Linked DNA regions of Homo sapiens: region 1 is linked to region 2. The links are chromatin loops, found by intact Hi-C in ENCODE. Cell type or tissue: chondrocyte. All regions are shown on one strand. Links, peaks and the distances in the headings refer to the core of each region. The heading gives the core; the rest is flanking DNA.

What was found. Peaks named below come from ENCODE experiments on the same cell type or tissue, not always from the same donor. Only the 100,000 strongest peaks of a DNase experiment are listed, where the experiment ranks them.
Region 1: a loop joins it to region 2, with 8 times the contacts of the local background. A loop is called at or near these places in 87 of 110 quality-filtered maps.

Annotation. Positions count from the first base shown.
Region 1 is chr12:113,908,149-113,917,934 of GRCh38, forward strand. It overlaps RBM19 (RNA binding motif protein 19), which reads right to left. Exons shown (of 24, transcript NM_016196.4): 21 at 6,821-6,937. Among named protein-coding and RNA genes, the nearest start is that of RBM19, 53 kb to the right of the region's middle. RefSeq lists an enhancer at 2,256-2,756. In chondrocyte, for the core only: CTCF peaks have their summits at 4,751 (motif pointing left) and 4,977; DNase peaks (open chromatin) are centred at 6,193 and 6,823.
Region 2 is chr12:113,457,580-113,467,365 of GRCh38, forward strand. It overlaps LHX5 (LIM homeobox 5), which reads right to left. Exons shown (of 5, transcript NM_022363.3): 4 at 9,677-9,786; 5 at 4,454-5,978. The coding sequence ends at 5,611. Among named protein-coding and RNA genes, the nearest start is that of LHX5, 9.4 kb to the right of the region's middle. In chondrocyte, for the core only: CTCF peaks have their summits at 4,301, 4,963 (motif pointing right) and 7,334 (motif pointing right); no DNase peak of the experiment used is centred there.

The sequences.
Region 1 (9,786 bases), core at 1,040-9,039, 450 kb after region 2:
TTTTTGCAGAGTTTCTTCAGGGAAAGCCTGGAGAATGGGAAGTCTTCCCCCATCCTGCTCTGTGTCTCTGCCCTAGCAGATGAAAGGGCTCAAAGGGCTGGAAGCTTTTGGAAAAGTACTGCTGACAACCAGGAGTCAATCGGGCAGTGACCCCATGCCTGTGTGGGGGAGACAAGGGAGGTGTGTGTGGGGAGCATGAGTGAGCAAGCTGTCCTCGGCCCTCCTTCCACTGTCACGGCCACTGCAAGAGGAAATGAGAAGGCCAGGAGGCCAGGGATGGACAGACGTTGCCCACAAAGCAGGCACAACAGGTGTGGGGTGGACAGGAGATGCAAGCCTTGTAATTAAGATCTCCAGACACCTGTTGTGAACTCTCGCCCATTCACACCCTAGCAGGTGGTTCACACCTCAAGGAAGAAAATAGCAAAAAAAAAAAAAAAAAAAAAAAAAAAAAAGATGCTGAGATAAAAGGAGAAAAGTAGCTCTCCATCTGCCAGCCTGCAATTGCTGCCTGCTCTCACCAGACATCCCTGACCCATGGCAGGAGTTCCAGGGCGATAAGTGAAGCTCTGGAGGGAGAGCTGGTTGTGCTGGTCTGTGTGACCAGCCTCAGAGCTGTGTGACCTGGGGCAGACTGCTGAACCTCTCTGTGCCTTACACTTCGCGTTTCTACCAGGATTGTATTGAGACAGGCTTCACATAGTGGGTATGCACTCCACAAACATTATCACAGCACCAGCTATGTAGCAGGCACCTGTGGACATGACAGTGAGCCAGTCAGAGTGTCCCAGCTTATATTCGGGGGTTGGGGGTCAGTACACTAAGCAACCACATGGAGCAGTTCCAAGGGGAGCTGAGGCAGCTGGGGTGCAATGGTAACGGGACTGCAGGACCGCAGGACAGGCTGAGCTACCCTGGACAGGGGTCAGGAGTTAGTCAGTGGAAGAGTGTGCTGGCGTGTGCTGAAGGCCTCATTTTATTCTATTTTTTTAGAGAGAAGGTCTCACTCTGTTGCACAGGCTGGGGTGCAGTGGCCTGATTATAGCTCACTGCAAACTCAGACTCCCAGACTCAAACAATTTTCCTGCCTCAGCCTCCTGAGTAACTGGGACTATAGGAGTGCCACACAGTTCAGCTAATTTTTGTATTTGTTGTAGAGATGGGGTCTTGCTATGTTGTCCAGCATAGTCTCGAACTCCTAGCTTCAAAGGATCCTCCTGCTTTGGCCTCCCAAAGTGCGGGAACAGACTTTTAGCATTTGCTACCCTGGTGATGGCCATGCGGGCGATTTTCTCTCAGGGGCCAAGCTCAAGGAAAAGCTAATTGCCCAAAGCCCCAACCAAGAAGGTAACTCTCTCACAAATGTCCACCTGACTCCAATGGCTGGAAGGCAACGTGAACCACCTGTCGGTAAAAAGGAAGGGAGGGAGCGGTGAAGGAAGAAAGCGAAATCGGGTCTTGACTGTGAACCTGTGGATGTCAGCTTCCCACAGAGAAGACAGCGGAAGCTCACAGGTGGAAAGTGAGCCGGGGGACTCTGGAGTACTGTGTATATGGACAGGCTAAGCGTGAGCCACCCAAGCCTTCCTTCTCACCTCCAGACCCACTTGACTGTCTTCCTAAACCTAACCCCAAACAGTGTTCCTGACGTGGCAGACCACCAGAAGGAAACACAGTAATAACAGCTACGCTGGCTGGGAGCTTTTCATGAGCCCGGCACTACGCTAGGCGTCTCACATACTTGACTCATCTTTTATCACCCAGCTGTCAGGCAGGGCTTTTCATCCCCATTTTACAGATGAGGAAAACTGAGGCCCGGAGAGCTAACATGACATAGCATAGGAAGGGAGAGAAGTGCATTGAATCCACAGATTTATCACCAGAACTGACTCTTCACCATGACTTGACCTGGCCTGGACTTCAGAGCTGCCTAGACATTCCCACGCCATCCTCAGAGAGGCAGGTCTGAAACGCGCTCCTTAGCAGTTTCCACAGAGGGCCTTAGTGATGATCATGACAGTGACAGACATGCTCCCATAAACACCTCCCTCCTTTAGTCAGCCTGTCCACCCACCCTCTCCCTGAGCCTTTCACCGCCTGGGCAGGGAGGCAGGGGAGGCAGACACACTCTTCATTCCCACCCTGCAGGCGAGCAAACTAAGCCTGGCCAATGGCCACTACACCCAGGCTCCAAACTTCCCGATTCTTCTACTGGTTCACAGGCAGAACTGGCTATATAGTTGGCAGGGCCTGGCGCAAAAGAAAAATCCAGGACCCCTTGTTCACACATTACTAAGAATTTCAAGATGGTGACAGCAGTGCATTTAACCAAGTGTGAGGCCAATCCTGTTTGCAGAACCTCCTTCCTGGAAGATGGGGGGTACTGCCTGCCAGAACCCAGGTGGCTCAAACAAGGCTGCCCCATGGACTATGACAGAAATGGGCAAGCCGAGGGTCCATCTAGGAATAGCACCGTTACTGTCTGTACCCTAGTTTCTTCATATAGAAGGCAGGTTTAACAACAGTCTTACCATGTTGGGCTGCTGTGTGGACGAACTGATACAAAGACTGCGTGGCACGTGGTTCACCCCATGTCCCATGCCTCCCCGATGCCTGTATTAGCCAGCTCTGTTTTTAACACCACTTCCAGCTTTTGAAATGGGGGTGGAAATAAGACCCTCTCCACCAAACGCTTGAGCTCTGCATACAGCTGCTGTGTATCAGCAGGAGAGCCCCAAGTGTAAGCTTCATTTGCATGTATACACTCAGGCCCGATCCAGGCCCTGAACTGCCTCTCTGCCCTGGGCACTTCCTGGTGGAGACAGGGAAAGAGGAAAATAAACAACATGGCAAAACACACATGTGCAACATACCTACTCCAGAGCAAACCCAGATGGGGTGGCGGTGGGGGGGGTGGGAAGCCCAGTCTCCACTTCCTTCCTTCCTTCTTTTAGATCCATACTAACCTAAGACTCTGGGCACCTGCCGGGTGAGCTGACCACTGGCCATTTCCGTCCTTGTTTGAGTGGTGGGGTGAGAAGTTTGTGTGTACATGCATACTTGCACAGTCTGGGACACCCCTATTTGTGTGTCTTCCACATTTCCTTTTGGGGGATAAAGGGGAGCTGGCTCAGCCTGTCCCTCAAGGTCCTTCCTGACTCTCTACCCCAGAACACAGACGAATGGGGCAGAAATAGAGGATTACAGGATTACAGCCTTCCTTTACAGAAGAAAAAACAAAAACAAAACAAACAAACAAAAAAACCAGGAAAACGCTGCCCAGGACCTTCAAGGCTTCAGCACTGCCGTTGTGGACCTGGGTTCTGTCTATAAACTCAGATTCAAACCCTGGGTTCAAATCCTGGCTCCACTGGTTTGGTGCTGTTGAACACCACAGTCAACATTTATTAACTACCTGTTACTCTGCCAGGGGCTGGATTAAGTGCCTCATTTGTACAATCTCATTTAATCCTTATAGTCCTTGAGGCCGATGAGCAGCGTGGTGGCCTGAGGCATCTGATGACCCAGTGGGTGGAATTTGGGCTCTGGAGCTGGTTTCTTCACTGAGAAACAGAGACATGAAACTACTTTACCGGGCCACGGTGATGAATGGGCCCCCAGAAACATGAGGCACTGCAGCGCACGGGGCCGGGGACATGAGAAAGAAATCAACACTCACACGTATTACCACAGCATCATCACAAATTAGTGTATGTTATCACTAGTGTTACTACCACTAGTTTATGCCAGGGGAAACTGAAGTCCGAAAAGAGAGCCACAGAGAAGACGAGAATCGCTGTCTGCAAATCCACTGCTGTGCCTCTCTCTGAGTTTCCAAAAGCATAATCCTTGAGTCACCCTAGACAGTGATCCCACAGAAACATGGAAATGCAGTGCCTCCTGATGCCTGTCTGGTTTAACCCAAGGCTGGTTAGTTAAGGGGCTGGAGTGTGGTGCACTGAGGCCCGAGTGGAAGGCTGGTGGCCTCCGGGAAGGGCCCCAGGCACTGCTGCCTCGGGCTAGGAGGCTGCCTTCTCTCCCCTCCAGCAGGCGGGGTAGCTTGAGGCCCTGCCCAGAGAATGCTCTCCGGAGCCCTGCACTCTCACCTGCACACCTGTCCCACTGGCTGTCCCTGTCAGTTTCCTCTCTGGTCCCCCACAGAGAGACCTGAGTCTCTCCTGAAATGGCTACATGCCTCGTGCCTAGCACAGTGCCTGGTATAAATGACACACTCGCTGTCATTTGGTCCCACTGGAATGATCTGGAGGAAGACAGTTCCTTCTAGACCCAAGAAAACAGGCAGCAGAGAGGAGTGGCTCCAAGCCGGGGCTCTGGGTTAGGCTGACTTAGATCCAAATCCCCATTCAGCGGCATGGTCCCAGGCAGGACACTCCATCTCCCTAGTTTCCATCTCCAGTTTCTGTCTGGGTGCAAAAGGAATGACAGCATCCATCCCTCGCAGGGCTGCTGTGCGGCTTAAAAGAGGTGATTCTGCACGGGAAGGCATTCAAGCTCAGAGCCCCGCACACAGCAAGCGTGTAATAAAAGGGAGTTGTGATTTTTACTACACCTGGTAGGAGAAACCCATAGAACCTGCCTGCCCAAATGGACCAGCTTGGTTCCCCGAAACCCTGAAACCTCCCCCTGGCTAATGACCTTTACCGGCCAGTGGCTTTGTCTGAAATCCTGTCTGGGGCTTCCCTGGACAATCTTGAAGTCCCTGAGAAGGCTCACAGCGACCCCTGCTGTCTGCAACGAGGAACTGCCTTACATCCCCAGCCGGAGTGAACAACAATAGCAGGTACGGCCCTCCAAGAAGGTCTTACGTTTCCAGGGTTTTAAGAAAACTCTCATCAGAACAATGGCAAGGAGAAGAGTCACCACATGTAATTATGTTCAGTGGACACTAATTCCCTGTCTTCTAAAAATAAATATAATACATGAGATCACACAAAGTGCTCTCTCTTCCCTTGTGGTCTTTTGTTTCCCCGGATAAGTGTCATCCTAAATATACTGCAGAACCAAGTGAAACTGTCATTTCAGCGGGATATTATTTCCCGATCAACATGCGCTCTTCTTAGCAAGCCCGTTTTAATCTGGCAGTTCTTAAGTTGGACTCCTTTTAAAAAGCAGAGCATGTTTAAACAAGCAGACATACCGAGAGGCTAAGGATATGTACCTTCCTGGAGGGACGACTGATCAGTCGAGGTTTAGGGAAATGGGAAACCTCCCCCCAGGTCATGACCCCATCTCGCCAGGCTATTCCTGCTGTGCAGGATACCCGGAGATCATAGCTAAGATCCTGCTTCCCAGATACTGGCAGGATTGGTCTCTGCCTCAGATCCCAGCTCACCACACACCACATCTGTTTATGAACTGAATACTAGTGTATGATTTAGAACAAACAGAGGGGAAAAGGAGGACAAAGATATCTGAAGTTCCCCACATGACTTCTTATTCTTCAAACTACAGAGTGAGAGCAAAGAAGGTAGATGCCACACAAAGATAATTGTTTCTCATCTCCAAAACACAAGGCTGATTTTGTAACCACAGATTACCTTGCAAGATGCTAACTGGCAACTCTAACAGAGGCTTCACTCTTGGACCCTTGTGCAAGTGTAGAATGAACGAACGAGACCTAGTGTCTAGAATCCTAAATGTTCACCCACGCGCAGGCCATGGTGCTGCAGGTCCCCCGAGCAGTCCTGGATCCCACCGAAGCCTCAACAATGTGTTTAGGTGAAGCTGACTTCATCTGCCTTTGCATTCTGAGAGCTAGATGGTCTCTCTATTACCCTGCCCATGCCTTGGGTGGGGGGGCCTTGGCTTCAAGCATTCCCCTTAGGCCCTGATATGAGGACGTTTCTTTCATTCATGGCTTGGTGCTGGGTGGTGCCTACCTAATCTGAAAAGCCAAACACTGTAACATGGCAGCGTAGGGATCACCAACTAGGGGCCCTGGGGCAGGCCAGACTTGTTTTGTTTTTAAAAAGTGAATTAGTTGCTGATGAATTCTCCTTAAGAATCCACATGGCTGGTTTCTCTTTCAAAACATGGGAACTGGTCTTACGAAGCCTGAGTTCCTGCATGGCATCCCAGCTGGATGACCAGAGAGAGGCCCGCCTGCTGCTCAGTCCCCACCCAGCCTGCTGCCGTTACCGGCTGGGTCCCTGCGACAGCTGCATTTTCCACCCCTGTGCAAGCAGGTGCTGACGGACTGCTTTATGTGTGCAGGTAATTCGCCTTCATTTCCATAGAGTCATTTAGGCCACTGGTCCCCAACCCCGGCTGGACATTAGGATCCCCTGGGGAGCTTTTAGCAAAACACCGATGTCTAGACCCCACTGTTGAAAAATGGAATCCAACTCTCTGGGGGTGCAGCCTCGGGAAAGGTGTATTTTAGCCATTGCCAGGTGGCTGGAATGTGTGGCTAAGGTGGAAAACCAGCACCTTAAACCAAAGGGGTAGCCTGGATGGAGGAAATTTCAAGCAGATCATGGGTAGGGCTGGGTTTTAGCCACTGGGGCCCCTGCCCCTCTTGCACGTTGTGGATGGGGACAGGGAAGCCTGCCTGCCCTTTCTCCATCTGCCTCGGAGAGGGGGAAGCCTGGCTGTTTTGACTTTTTTCCTGCACAGTGCTCTGGGGAGCCACATCTGAGATTAAGGGAGATAAATCAAAAGCAGCCAAAAGATGACCTTTGAAAGACCACTGTGCCGGCCTGCAACGGAACCATCCAGGACCCAAAGGCCATCTTCCCTGAGACTCGGGCAGGCTCCCCGCCCACACGCCAGTCCCCTGGACTAAACCTGAAGTTCTCACCTGAAGAGCTCTCGGATCTCCCGGCTGTGGGCCTGGAAGGGGATGTTCCGCACCAGGATCTTGGAGGTGGTCTGCTTTCTGGGAACTTGTTTCTTCCGAGCCAATGTCACGGCTGGCCTGGAGTGGTGGGGGGAGAGGGTCCAAGTTATTCGGAGCTTCAGCAGCTCCTGCCCAACATTGACTCCACTACGCCTCCATCAGAATATTCAGGTGATGGATTCAAGGAGTGTGCGTGGGGTGCGGGACCAACGTGAAAGGAGAGGAAGGCCGTCTCCCACCAGGTGATAGGACCCAAAACAGCTGCAGACGTCAGGGGGACACATCCGTGCTTGGGTGGCTGCTGACCTTCATTTGAGAGACTCCGGGGCCACCAGGGACTTAAGGAGCCCCGCTAAGGGTGGGGCTGGTTTCTCACCAAACCCAATCTCCATTGTGTCTTTCTCTCCAGTTGCAAAGAAAGACCCCAGTTGGTTTCCAAAGGTCTTGTGACACTTCATCAATAACCCGAGGAGGAACATGCGGGGGCCTAACCATGCAGATGGACCAGGTGGCGAGCAAGGACACTCTCAGCCCAGGTTCAAGGCCATCCCCAATGCAGTGCTACCTGGCCTGTCTCCCTGCTCTCCCAGGGAAACCTCCCACTCCACCAAAACAGGGTAGGGAAGTGAGCAAGGCTGGGAGTTAACAAGCTGGGTGTGAATGCCAAATCCGACACTTAGGATCTCTGCGATCTTGGGCAAGTAACATGGCCGCTCTGGGCCTCCATTTCTTCCACTGTAGAATGGGTGTAATGATAGGCCCACCTAATTTGATTGTTTGAAGATTTAATAAGCAGACTCAGCACTGGACCCAGAATGTGGTAAACATTCAATAAACAGCAGCTGTTATGATAATGACCATGTTAGGACTTACCTCCTTCAGGCCTGCTCCACGTCACCTCCTCACAGGCCTTCCCTGTCTCCATTAAAATGGCAGCCCCCTCACCCACAGCCCCCAGCTTCATTTCTCTTCCTGGCACTGATCCCTGTGCTAGTACATTATACATTTAATCATGTTTCTTTTCTTTTTTTTGTCTTGTCATTCTGGGGCTATGCTGTCTCATATGGCAGCCACCAGCCACATGTGGCTAGTTGAATCTAAATTAAAATGAAGCAAAACTAGGCTGGGCATGGTGGCTCACACCTGTAATCCCAACACTTTGGGAGGCTTAGGTGGATCACCTGAGGTCAGGAGTTCAAGACCAGCCTGGCCAACATAGTGAAACCCTGTCTCTACTGAAAATACAAAAATTAGCCAGGTGTGGTGGCAGGCGCCTGTAATCCCAGTTACTTGGGAGGCTGAGGCACGAGAATTGCTTGAACCCAGGAGGCGGAGGTTGCAGTGAGCTAAGATCACACCACTGCAGTCCAGCCTGGGTGACAGGGTGAGACTCCGTCTCAAAAAAATAGAAGCAGCAAAACTACAAATTCACTTCCTCGGTTGCTGGGGTATCAGGCTCCAAGATGGTGCCCAGTGATTCCTGGCTCTTGGTGTTCATGCCCTGGGTAATCCCTTCCCATGCTGTATCAGGGCAGGTCTGGGTGACAAGCAGCATACAGCAGAGGGATGGTGTGTGAATTCTAAGACTAGGTTGTAGAAGACATTGTGGCCTCCTTCTTCCCCATTCTTGGATCACTCACTCTGGAGAGACCCGCTGCCATGCCATGGGGACACTCAAGCGGTCCCAGAAAGAGATCCCCAAGGTGAGGAACTGAGGACCCCTGCCAGCAGCCATGTGAGTGTATCATCTTAATGACAGATCTACCAGCCCCAGCTGAGCCTTCAGATGACTGCTGCCCTAGCCGACATCCTGACTGTAACCTCATGAGAGACCCTGAGCCAGAATTCCCAGCTAAGCTGCTCCTGAATTCCTGACCCATGAAACTATGAGATAATGTTTTCTTTTCAGCCTTTAAGTTCTGGGATACTTTGTGATGCAGCAATAGATAGCTAAAACAGTTGCACTTGCCATATCTCAAGAGCTAAATAGCCATGTGTGGCAATTGACTACCATATTGGACAGAAGAGATGTGGAACATTTCCATTGCTGCAGAAGCTTCTATGGAACAGCACTGCCCTAGGGTGTAAACTCCCAAGGAAACACTATCCCCCATGCCTAGAAGGAGGATGTGGTACACAGTGGGCTTGCTGTAATTTTTTCTTGAGTAAAACAATGGTTCCATGAACACTGGCTAGGAAGTGAGACCTTGCAAGGCTGAATTCAGGCTGGCTCTCTGGAGATAGGGTACTGGAAAGAAACTGCTGGCTCAGTGCTCATGGGCACTGCAAGTGCTGGATGCTTAACACACAACCTCTACTTAGCACGTTTCACTTCAGAGGCAAAGTCACCCATGCAAGGTCACAGAGCTCCTGAATTAGAAACTACAGGTGTGGGGCTCAAAGCCTGAGCTCCTTCTGTTATACTGGCAGCTCAGGAACCCCCACTAGACTTCTGAGGGCCTCTGTACCAAGCCATCTTCCCTCCAAGGATGCTTAACATAGCACAGACCACAATGGGTGAAAAACACCAGAGCTGGCCCAAGCTGGACTCACAGGAAGCATTAACAACAAAGAAAGAAGGAAAAAGAAAGGTCAATTCGCTGGAAGCTAATTTGCCGGATGACCACAACAAATTACCAACTTGTTGAAAACTACCAAATAAATATCTGAAACCAGCTCTAGGGCTGTTAGAGGCATTCATTTTATCACCCGATGCAAGTAGATGATAATGACAATAATGGCTTACGCTGGGCACCTGTTATGTGCCGGACACTGTTGGAGGCACGTCGGGTGTAATAGTTCATTTAGATATACAAGCAGGTAGAAATGGAGGTGCAAAGATAAATCTCCAAACAATCCCCCTACTTCAGTATACTGGTCATTGGGCAAATTGGTCTGCCTCCATCTCTAACACCTACGGAATCTCT
Region 2 (9,786 bases), core at 1,054-9,053:
GGGCACTGGCAGGAGAGCCTGGCTTGCCTCTTTGCCTGTATGCCCTGGGATGTTTTTTTTCCTCTCAGAAATCTTTTATTTTTAAGAGATAATAAATACAGGCGATGAAGATAGAAGGAGATGAGCAGATACGTTAATGGAGGAGGAAAGGGAGGAGGGCGAACATGGAGAAACCAGACGTCCTTATGTCTTCTGACCTTGGCAATGTTCATGATGCCCTCTGCTCTTCTGGCTAGCTTTGTTTAACCCGGGAGGGGGTTTTAAGCAAAAGCCAATGAGGTTATTCATTAAGCCCTTTCTTAAAGAATCCCTTTTTATAGTAGCTGAATTTTATTCATTCATTCATTCATTCATTCATTCATTCATTCATTCATGTAGTTACTAGAATCTGCACTGGGCTCTGTCCTGGGTCCAGGGACAATGTGGGCTCTTGCAGCAAAAGTTCTCAATTCAAAACCTAGCTTTGCCACTCCCTGGCTGTGTGACTTTGGTCAGCTCACTTCATCTCTTGGGGCTCATTCTCTCCACCTGCAAAGTGGGAAGAACAATGCTTATCTCGAAGGGACGTTGTGAGGATTGGATAGGACTCTGACCAATGGGTTTGGAGACAGGTGGCATCATGTTGAGCAGTGGTCTTGCATGTTTGGGAGGTGCCAGAATCTCTTGGGGAGCTAAATGTGAAGCATCTTGGGCCCCACTCCAGAGGACAATTCAAGCCATAAGTGGTGGGACCTGGGGCTGCAATTTGCAGCAAGCATTGTCCTCCGATCATACTTTGAGAAAATGGTTGTGGATGCTGAAAGACAAACGTCTCTTCCCAACTGCTCCCCTTCCCCACCCAGCCTTTCTCAGGAACTGCCTCCTTAACAATGTGCACCCAGTATTATGGCTGTACACCTGCAGGGGCACTGTGCTAGTGTTGGGGTGGGAGAATGTCTCCTCCCAGAGCCCCTGGGCCCAGTAAGCACTTGGGGAGTTAAAATGAGCTCACGGGAGTGGGAGTGAATTTGGTGTGAATCAGGTCCTCTCTCTCCTCTTGTTACCCTCCATGGAAGCTGGTGTGTGTGTGTGTGAGAGAGACAGAGAGAGAGACATGGACATGGGGATGTAACCCAGGCCCTAGATTTCCTGAACCTTGGCGACAGGCTGAGTCACTTCTCTTCCATCCTCACCCTGTGGAGGAAATGATGTTGAGAGTCCATTTCACAGGTGAGCACACTGAGACCCAGAAAGGGGACATAGTGACCAGAAAGGGGACATAGTGAGCAACCTCCAGTTCCTCAGCCAGGTAGTGTCCTGGATCCCAGAGCTCCTGCTCTGTTCTGCCTCCATCCCATTCTCAGGTGACCTAGGCTGCCAACCCGCTTCACTTGTGAATACTCAGAGGAAGGAATGATGGGGAGTGTGTCCACAAGTACTGATCATGCAGAAATCATGGCATCCCTCTTGGAACCTGGCTTCTGGAGCCACCCTCAGAGATCTTGATGGGGCCACCCCAGGGTTATTTAAGTCCCTGACATAAAAGGGGACCTCTTCCTCTCCCAGTTCTCCCAGACTGAAGCTGTGAGTATTTAAGGGGCAGGTATATATCCTGTGTACATGTGTGTTAGCATGTGTGCAAGGACATGGTGTGTGGGTTTTTGTGTGTCCACAGGGGTTAGACATATTGTAGGTGTGTGCATTTGTGTACACAAGCCTGTGGGTGTCTGTTAATGTACATTTGTGTGCATATGTATGTAGATGTGTGCGCCTACCATTGTGCCCTTGTCTGTATTTGTATGTGTCTCTGTGTGCATGCACAGCTGTGTGTCCATGTGGCTGCTTTGTGTGTGTGTGTGTGTGTGTAAATCCATATGCCTGTGAACATGCATCAGTATATGCTTGTGTTTTTGTTCGTGTACATGTATTTGCATGTGTAAGTGTTCATTGTGTGGGCCCATATGTAACTGTCTGGTGCGTGTGTGTGTGCATGTGTGTGCCTGTACCTGGAGAAAGGGGCAGAGGGCTTGGTTCTACTGCGGTTTCTCATTCTGTAGCCTCACTCTGCTGCCTTCACTGAAGGACACCTCTGGGTCTAAGCGTCCTATCTGGGTAGGGGCTGGGGGCGGTCCCTGGACACCATGGAGCATGAGCAGTAGGTGACTTGGCACACCTATGGGGGCTCTTCCTGCCACAGATTTAATCTTCTCTTTCTCTCCTCCTAACCTTTCTCCCTTCTCTTCCTCTTCCTCTCTTCCTTATTCTTTCCTTTTCTCCTGCCTCCCTCCCCTCCTCTTCCTCTCTTTCACCCCTCCTCCCCTCCCCTCTCTCCCCAACCTGTATCTCCCTGTCACAACCCTGTTTGAGGAAGGGGTGAGTCCTCTCCTCCCCCTAGCTTCGCTTCCCCCATATTGCTCTGGTGCAAGTTCTAAGTGAGCCCTTCTGTAAAGTTCACACATGCCCAGAAAGCATTCAGGGACCCGCCAGAGATGAGGTCCACCTTGCAAATTCTCTCTTGGCCTCTAAAATCCGTTACAGTTAGGGCACCATAGAGAAGTAGAAACACAACCCAATACATGGGTTTGAATCTCAGCTTTGCCACTTCCCAGCTGTGTGACTTTGGGCCAGTCCCTCAACCTCTCTGAGTACCCTGAGGGGGCCAATAATACCTACCCTGATACACGTCCAAGGATTCAGCTGCAAGGATATTCTGATGTGGTTTAAAGTGGTGAAACGTTGGAAACAAACCCAAATATCCAATAATAGACTTGGTTAAAAATAAAACAAAAACCATAAAAGGATGGCTCAGCCATTGAAGAGAACTTTAAGCAGTGACTACACAGAATGACATAGCTCTGTCTATGAAGATCAGTTTATACATCTGGAAGCTATTGCTGAGTGAACCAGAGCAGATGACCACATATTGAGTATAGGGTATGATCTCTAGTTTCAAAATGAAAAAACAAAACAAAACAAAACAAACAAACAAAAAAACAAACAAAAAAACAAGAAAAGAAAAAAGAAGTCTGAAAGAAAATGCATCATCTAGATTTCCATAGTGCTTGAGATTCTGGGTGGTGACATTTTCTTCCTTTTGTTTATCTGAGATTTCTAAATTTTCCACAAGCAAGTAGCATTGGTCTGATAAAGATGAATGTGCAGTAAGGAAAGAAAAGAAAAAGGCAAGGCACATTGCATGATTCTTGTGAGGAACACATAAAGAAGAAGGGCAGAAGAGTGGGGCTCTGAGCGTGCGCCTGTCCCATGGCGGTCTGTTCCCCACCTTCCCCTGCTGCAGCTACAATGGGCCGCTTCACTCACCCCGAGCTTGGGTGAAAAGTGATCCCAATGCAGGACACTCTTCTATTTATTTTTACCTCCCTCTCCTGCTTTTCTTTTCTTTTTCTTTTATCCTTTCTTCCTTCCTTCCTTCCTTCCTTTCTTTTTCTTTTTTCCCTTCTTTCTTTTTCTCTTTCTTTCTCTTTCTTTCTTTCTTTCTTTCTTTCTTTCTTTCTTTCTTTCTTTCTTTCTTTCTTTCCTTTCTTTCTCTCTTTTTTTGAGACAGTCTTGCTCTGTCGTCCAGGCTGGAGTGCAGTAATGTAGTACCAGCTTACTGCAACCTCCGCTTCCCGGGTTCAGGCGATTCTCCTGCCTCAGCCTCCCAAGTATCTGGGATTACAGGTGCCTGCCACCATGCCTGGCTAATTTTTGTATTTTTAGTAGAGAGAGGGTTTCACCATGTTGGCCAGGCTGGTCTTGAACTCCTGATCTCAGGTGATCCACCCACCTCAGCTTCCCAAAGTGCTGGGATTACAGACATTCGAGTTGGAAGGGAATGTAGGAAGCACTCTCTCCAACCCCTGCTTTTGCAAGTAGGGAAACTGAGTCAAAGAAGGAGAGTGACTTGTTTTAGGTAGTGGCCTCAGGCCTCCTAAATCTCACTGGACACTCTTTCCCTCATGCCTTTACCTAAAGACAAGCATGCACTGCATAAGATTTGCAGAGCACAACAGCCTCACTTTGGGGAGGAGGCGCACTTCAGTCCTAACATAGCCTTGCAGATAACCAGCATCAGCTTACCAGCCTGCTCTTTTTTTGGGCCACCAGAAATTACATGGGGGAATAGTTAGGAGTGAAGTTCTAATTCTTTTGATGTGCTGGCAACAAACAAATCACACATTCATTCATTCATCAAACATTCTGAAGACCTACTATATGCTGGGCAGGCCTGTGTTAGAGCAGGGTATTACATAAAGCATGGGGAGATACGGTGCCTGGCACGTAGTAGCTGTCGAAAGAGGACAGTCACTTTCATGAACCTGGGAGTCACTAGAAGAGCTCCCCCTTTGGGTGAGCAGAGGTTTTTGCACCCATCAAGGGTTTAATGTCAGAGACCAGAACCAGGGAAAGGAATGGTTTCATTCTCTCTGAGTCGTTATCAAGGTAGGGACAAAAAAAGAAAACCACACAGCGCTGAGGGAAAAAAGATTTTTTTTTATTAATCTTTCTCTTTAAAAAAAGTTGATTTTTTTTGTTTTTGTTTTTTGTTTTTTTTAGGTAAACCTCTTTCTGCTTCCCCTCCGTCACTCTGCCCTACCTCCTCTTAAAAATATAAAAATGTCCAACCCCGGATAACTAGAGTACAATAAATAAACAGTAAACACAAAAACATACTTTATTTGTTTCTTCTTTATACAAAATAAGGAAACTAGAAGCGTTCAACTTCCAAAAAAGTATAATATTGTACATCCTGACGGCCCAGCCTCCAGGCCCTGGGCAGGGAGGGTGGTCTGTGGGTCTGAGCCCAGCAATCCTGGCGCCCCACCCAGGGGGAGAGCAGGATGTGTGCGTGTTCGAGTCCGGCCTGCTCCCTCGGGCTCAACATAAACGTCAAAGTAAGGAAGAGCGGGAGCTGGACCCGGCTGGCCACTTCCTGACCCACAGCCCTATTCCTAGAGAAGCTGACCTTGAGCCTCAAGATTGGCCACCAGGGAGCGCCAGCGTGCAGGTGGCTCGGTCTCCCTCTCGGTGGCTCCCGGTTCACGCGAGTTCCTCGCTCGCTCTCCGTCTTCTCCCTCTGGCTGACGCTGTCTCTCCATCTCCTCCTCATCTTGCCCCCTTTCCTCTCCCTCTCTTTCAATCTCTCTCCTTTTCTTATCATCTTTTTTTTTAAAGACGGGGAAAGCACAGCGAGAAATAAGATTACAAAATGCCACTCGGATTGCAGAGAGAGGGAAAAACACCGTCTCCGCCCCTTGGCCTCACCCTCTCTCAGTCCAAAGAGGTGGCGGTGGCTGGGTGGGTGGGTGGGGGCCCGGGGAAAGTCTAGAGCGTGCTCGAAATCTCTTGACCCTCCGGAGTATTGACTTTGGTCCCAAGAAATTGCTCGCGGTTGCTGGGAGAGTACTGGCGGTGGGCTGAGGCTCCTGGAGAGCCCGCGGGGTGGAGATGGGGGTCGGCCCCCCCTCGGCGCCCAGCCGAGGAGCAGCTGCCAGTTGAGTGCGGACCCGAGAGAGAACCCCCGAGGGACACCCACGTCTCCCACCGCGTCTGCGTCGGGCGTTTTGGTTTCAGGAGGCTGCTTCGGGGCGGGGCCCCCGGGGGCCGAGCGCGGGGGGCGGCCCGGCGGCCTTACCACACGGCGGCTTCGTTGAGCTCGGGGTTGGGATGCGACAGGGGTCCGCTGTAGCCGCTGGTGCCGCTCATTGGGAAGGGCGGGCTGGGCCCGCCGCTGAATACCTCGCCGGGCATGGGGTGCAGCGTGCCCGGCAGGCCTGGCTCGGGGCTCGGTGTGTCCGGGTGCGAGATCATGTCGGTGAACCTGGGGTTGTCCGCGGCGTGCGGGCCGGCGAGCGGCGGTTCCAGCGCTCCCAGCGGCGTCGAGCCGGGGCCAGAGGCCGCCAGGAAGCTGGAGTCGGCCGGGGACTGCGCCTGCGAAGGCGGGCCGTGCGCGAAGAAGTCGTAGTTGCTTCCCGGCGCGTAGTAGTCGCCTTGGTAGTCTGCGGAGGGGGAGCGGGAAGGAGACAGGGCGCGGTGAGAGAAGGCGAAGTAGGCGGGGGACCCGGGACCCGGGGAGGGGACCCGGGCGGGCGAGAGAGGGGAGCGCGCGACACCGACCCAAGGTTAGAGAGACCTGCGGAGGCCGGCGCCCCTTGAGACGGTGGACGTCGCAGGCTCACGGGGAGGGTTGGGGAGAGAGACAATGAGAGATCTCGAAAGGGCAAGAGACTCAGACTGCCAGAGACCACACACAGAGACGGGAGAGACTCCGAGACCGTGGGGGACACACGCGGCAAAAACTCGGAGACTTCAGTCACAGGTTCCCTGACACCTAGAGATGGAGAGAGACAGAGGCGGCCAGAGACGCAGAGACAGACAATGATTCCTAAGTGTCTTAGGGTCGGTGAGAGACACAGAGATGCGGGACAGCGAGAGACAGACGGAGAGATCGGCAGAGGGGCAGAGAGAAAGGCGGAAAAGAGACCCAGAGACGCGGAGTCCGCGGCTGAGACCCGAAAGCCCGAGACATCGGAGGGTCGCGGAGGAGTCGAGGAGACGCAGAGAGAGGAAAGACGGCCGCGGTTAGAGACACGCGTGGAAACCCCCGGGGGCGGCAGCGAGGGAGTCAGGAGTGAGCCCGAAGATGGAGAGAAGTCGATGCGCCCAGAGAACGCAAGACGGTGGATCAGAGATGAGTCCCAGGAACCTCCAGAGAAGCGGAGGCTGACAGGCCCGGGGAGAGGAACCGGGCAGGGACAAACCAGCGGACAGAGCAGAGCGCGAAATGGTTGAGACCGGGAAGCGACCTGGCCGGGGGAAACTGGATCCGGGCCGCGGCAGGAGCGACTGGTGGGTTGGGCCGGGCGGGGCGGCCTTGGCGCCCTAAACTCGGTCCCTGCGCCCTACCAACCCAGTCCAAGTCCTTCGCCTCGCCAAGTACGGCCGCCGCGTCGATCCCGGTGAGACCATTTGTACCGGCCTAGCCTAGCCTGAGAAAGAGAAAACTGAGCTCCAGCGACTTGGGAGAGGGGGAGGAGGACACGAAGATTCTCTGGGTCATGGCCAGAGCTCCGCGGGCTCCTTGGGGTAGAAGCTCGGTCCTCCAGCCTTGCCCCGGGTTGGTTTTGCCAGCACCCCCAGGTTCTGAAGCATCTGAGGACATTGAGATCTTTTGAGAAGCTGGTGATAGCTATGGGCTCTCTCTCAAGGAAAATGCAAGGATGAGAATTTTGCCCATAAATTCAGGAGGTGTAGGGACTCCGGATTGCAAACCCATTCTGCCTCAACAAATCTGTATCAACTCTCTGACCGCCCCACATAGCCCCTTTTCCAGAACCTTCGGGATATCCTGCCTTCCCCCACCAGGTGGGGCCCTGAAGGACTGACGTGGGGGACGTCACGAAAGGACCACCTTGTACCAGGCACCCGCTTTGTACGGCGGGAAAACCAGCGAGTCCAGAAGCCTGAGTCTCTTCTGCAAATCCACTCCCCCTGCTGAGTCCTGGGATCTCAGTCAAGGGGCGAATTCCTGATGCCCCCTGCCACCCTCTTCCCTCTCCAAACCCTGAAATCTGTCCAAATGGGGGGTGTCTGGAGGCGTGGCTTGGAGGCAGTTTAAGCAACAGCTAAAACGGTTGCCAATTACTTTTTAAAACCATTAATTTAATTCTCCCCGAAAGTGAAGGGGAAGATGGGGAGCGGCAAATTTGGAGCCCCAAAGGGACAGGGATGGGAGACGGCCGCGGCCCGCGGCGAGCCGGAAAACCAGCGAAGGCCGCTGCCCCCGCGCCGTGCGCGCCGCCTCCGCCCATATGGCGGCCGGGCCGGAGGTAATTGGAACAAACGCCGTCTGAAAAGGGCACAAAAGCCGCAGCTGGGGCTTTGTCCGCGCTCCCACGGGGAGCCGCCGGCCCCGCCGCCCGGCCCCTTTCTCGCCCGCTGCCGGTCGCCACCGCCGGGATCTCCCAGCGCGGATTAGGCGGGGCTGCCTCGCTGGGGGCTGGGGAGTCTTCCCCACCATTACGGGGAACGAGGGGCCCCCAGTATCCAGCTCCCCACCTCATCCAGCGCGCAGGGAGAGGAGGCGGTGGGATAGGTCGGGGCGGGGGCGAAGTGGTCCTCGGGGAAACCTTGGTTAATTATCCAGGCGGGGAAAAATTCCGGGCCGGTACCGCCCCCACTACCTCGCTGCTCCGGGCCCAGATTTTGTAGGGAAAGAGGCAAATTTAGGTGGAGAGAGTCGGTGAGTGGAGACTCCGGAAGACACGCCCACCATCCGGGCTCTCCAGGGTTGGGGGTCTGTCCGGGGTTGGGGGTCTGTCCAGGGTTGGGGGGCTGTCCAGGGTTGGGCGGCTGGGGCGCTCCAGCCTGAGCCCTGCCACTGCCTGGGGTCTCTGCCCTGAAAAGCACAGCCTGGCATTTTGCCCACAATTTCTAGGGGCCCCGGTCCGGTCTCAAGGTCTAATCCCCCCTCAGGCTTCCGGATGTGCTGAGGTTAGTGATGGGGTTATCTTCCCTTCCCTTCTGCGTCTACCTGGGTGCCTAGCTCCTGCCTTGCTAACACTGCCACTGAACCCACTTTCTAAGAGAAATTGCCTCTTCCTAACCTGCGTTACAACTCAGAAGTGCAGATGCCTCTCAGACATAGACAGTCCTGGGGTCTCTCCAAATTCAGAAGCTTCAGAATAGAAGAGGAGAGGTGCTTTCTTGAGCCCTCAGCCCTGGGAAGAACAGGACAGTGAGCTTGGTGAGCTCAAGCAATGCGGCTCAGGGTAAGGAGCTGAAAAAATCGGATAGGGGGAGTTGGGATGGCTCACCAATCCAGTGTGAGGGAAGTGAGAGGAGGAAAAGCTGAGGTGGCAAGGGGACAGCTCACCCCAGGCCCAAGCCTGGTACCACCATCTGAAGCCCTTTGTAAACTGGGGCTCCTCGCTCTCTGCAGCCCCAAAGACGGTGGAAATCTGGGGTTGGCCCAACACTTGTGCCCCCAGTCTGTAGGAACCCCAGGGGTCTCGGGGCTGGAGGGTGGACTACAGTCCTGCCCAGAGCAACTGCCGGCATTTGGGCTAACACTGCCAGATGCTGTGCGCACACACCCCGCCACATGGAACAGGAGTTGCTGCCTTCGATGCTAGTGAGCAGGCGGCTTGGAATGAATCCAGACCCCCATCCCCTCCCCTCACACTACCCTCCAGCGCTCGGAATCCACCTCATGCCAAGTACACCAGGCACAGGGCGGCAGGAAGGCTGTGCGTCTGTCCGTGGGGGCCGCATGCATGTGGATTTGCCAGTACTGGCCTCAGTGTGACTGGTGGGAGTGTGCGCGTCTGTGGAGTTGTGTCTCCGTGAGTGTACCTGTGTGTGAGAGGGTGGAATTTACCTATACGTGATCGTGCGATCGTGTCTAGACGTGTGTCCCTGGAGTCTCTGAACGCAAGTGTGAGTGCACCTTGTGCCCTGCGTGGGTGAATGTGTCACTGTATCTCGTGTGTGCTTCTGTGTGCATCACTGTATGGGTGAGACCATGTATCTGATTTTGTGTCCAGGACATGTGGGTGAGTGTACATGTGTCTGTGATCGTGTGTCCAGCGAGTGGGCGATGTTCTGGAGCGGCGGAAAGCGTGCTGGCCGGGACCCTTCGCCCTCAGCTCCCGGAATAGGACAGGTGCGGAACAGCGAATCCCGGGGCGCCCCTTACCTCCGTAGTAGGTGTACGGGGTGGACCCCAACATCTCAGACTCGTCCAAGCGGCCGCCCAGCGGACGCATGCGCCGCGGACTCCGGAAGAAGGCGTGCCTCCGGGCGCCT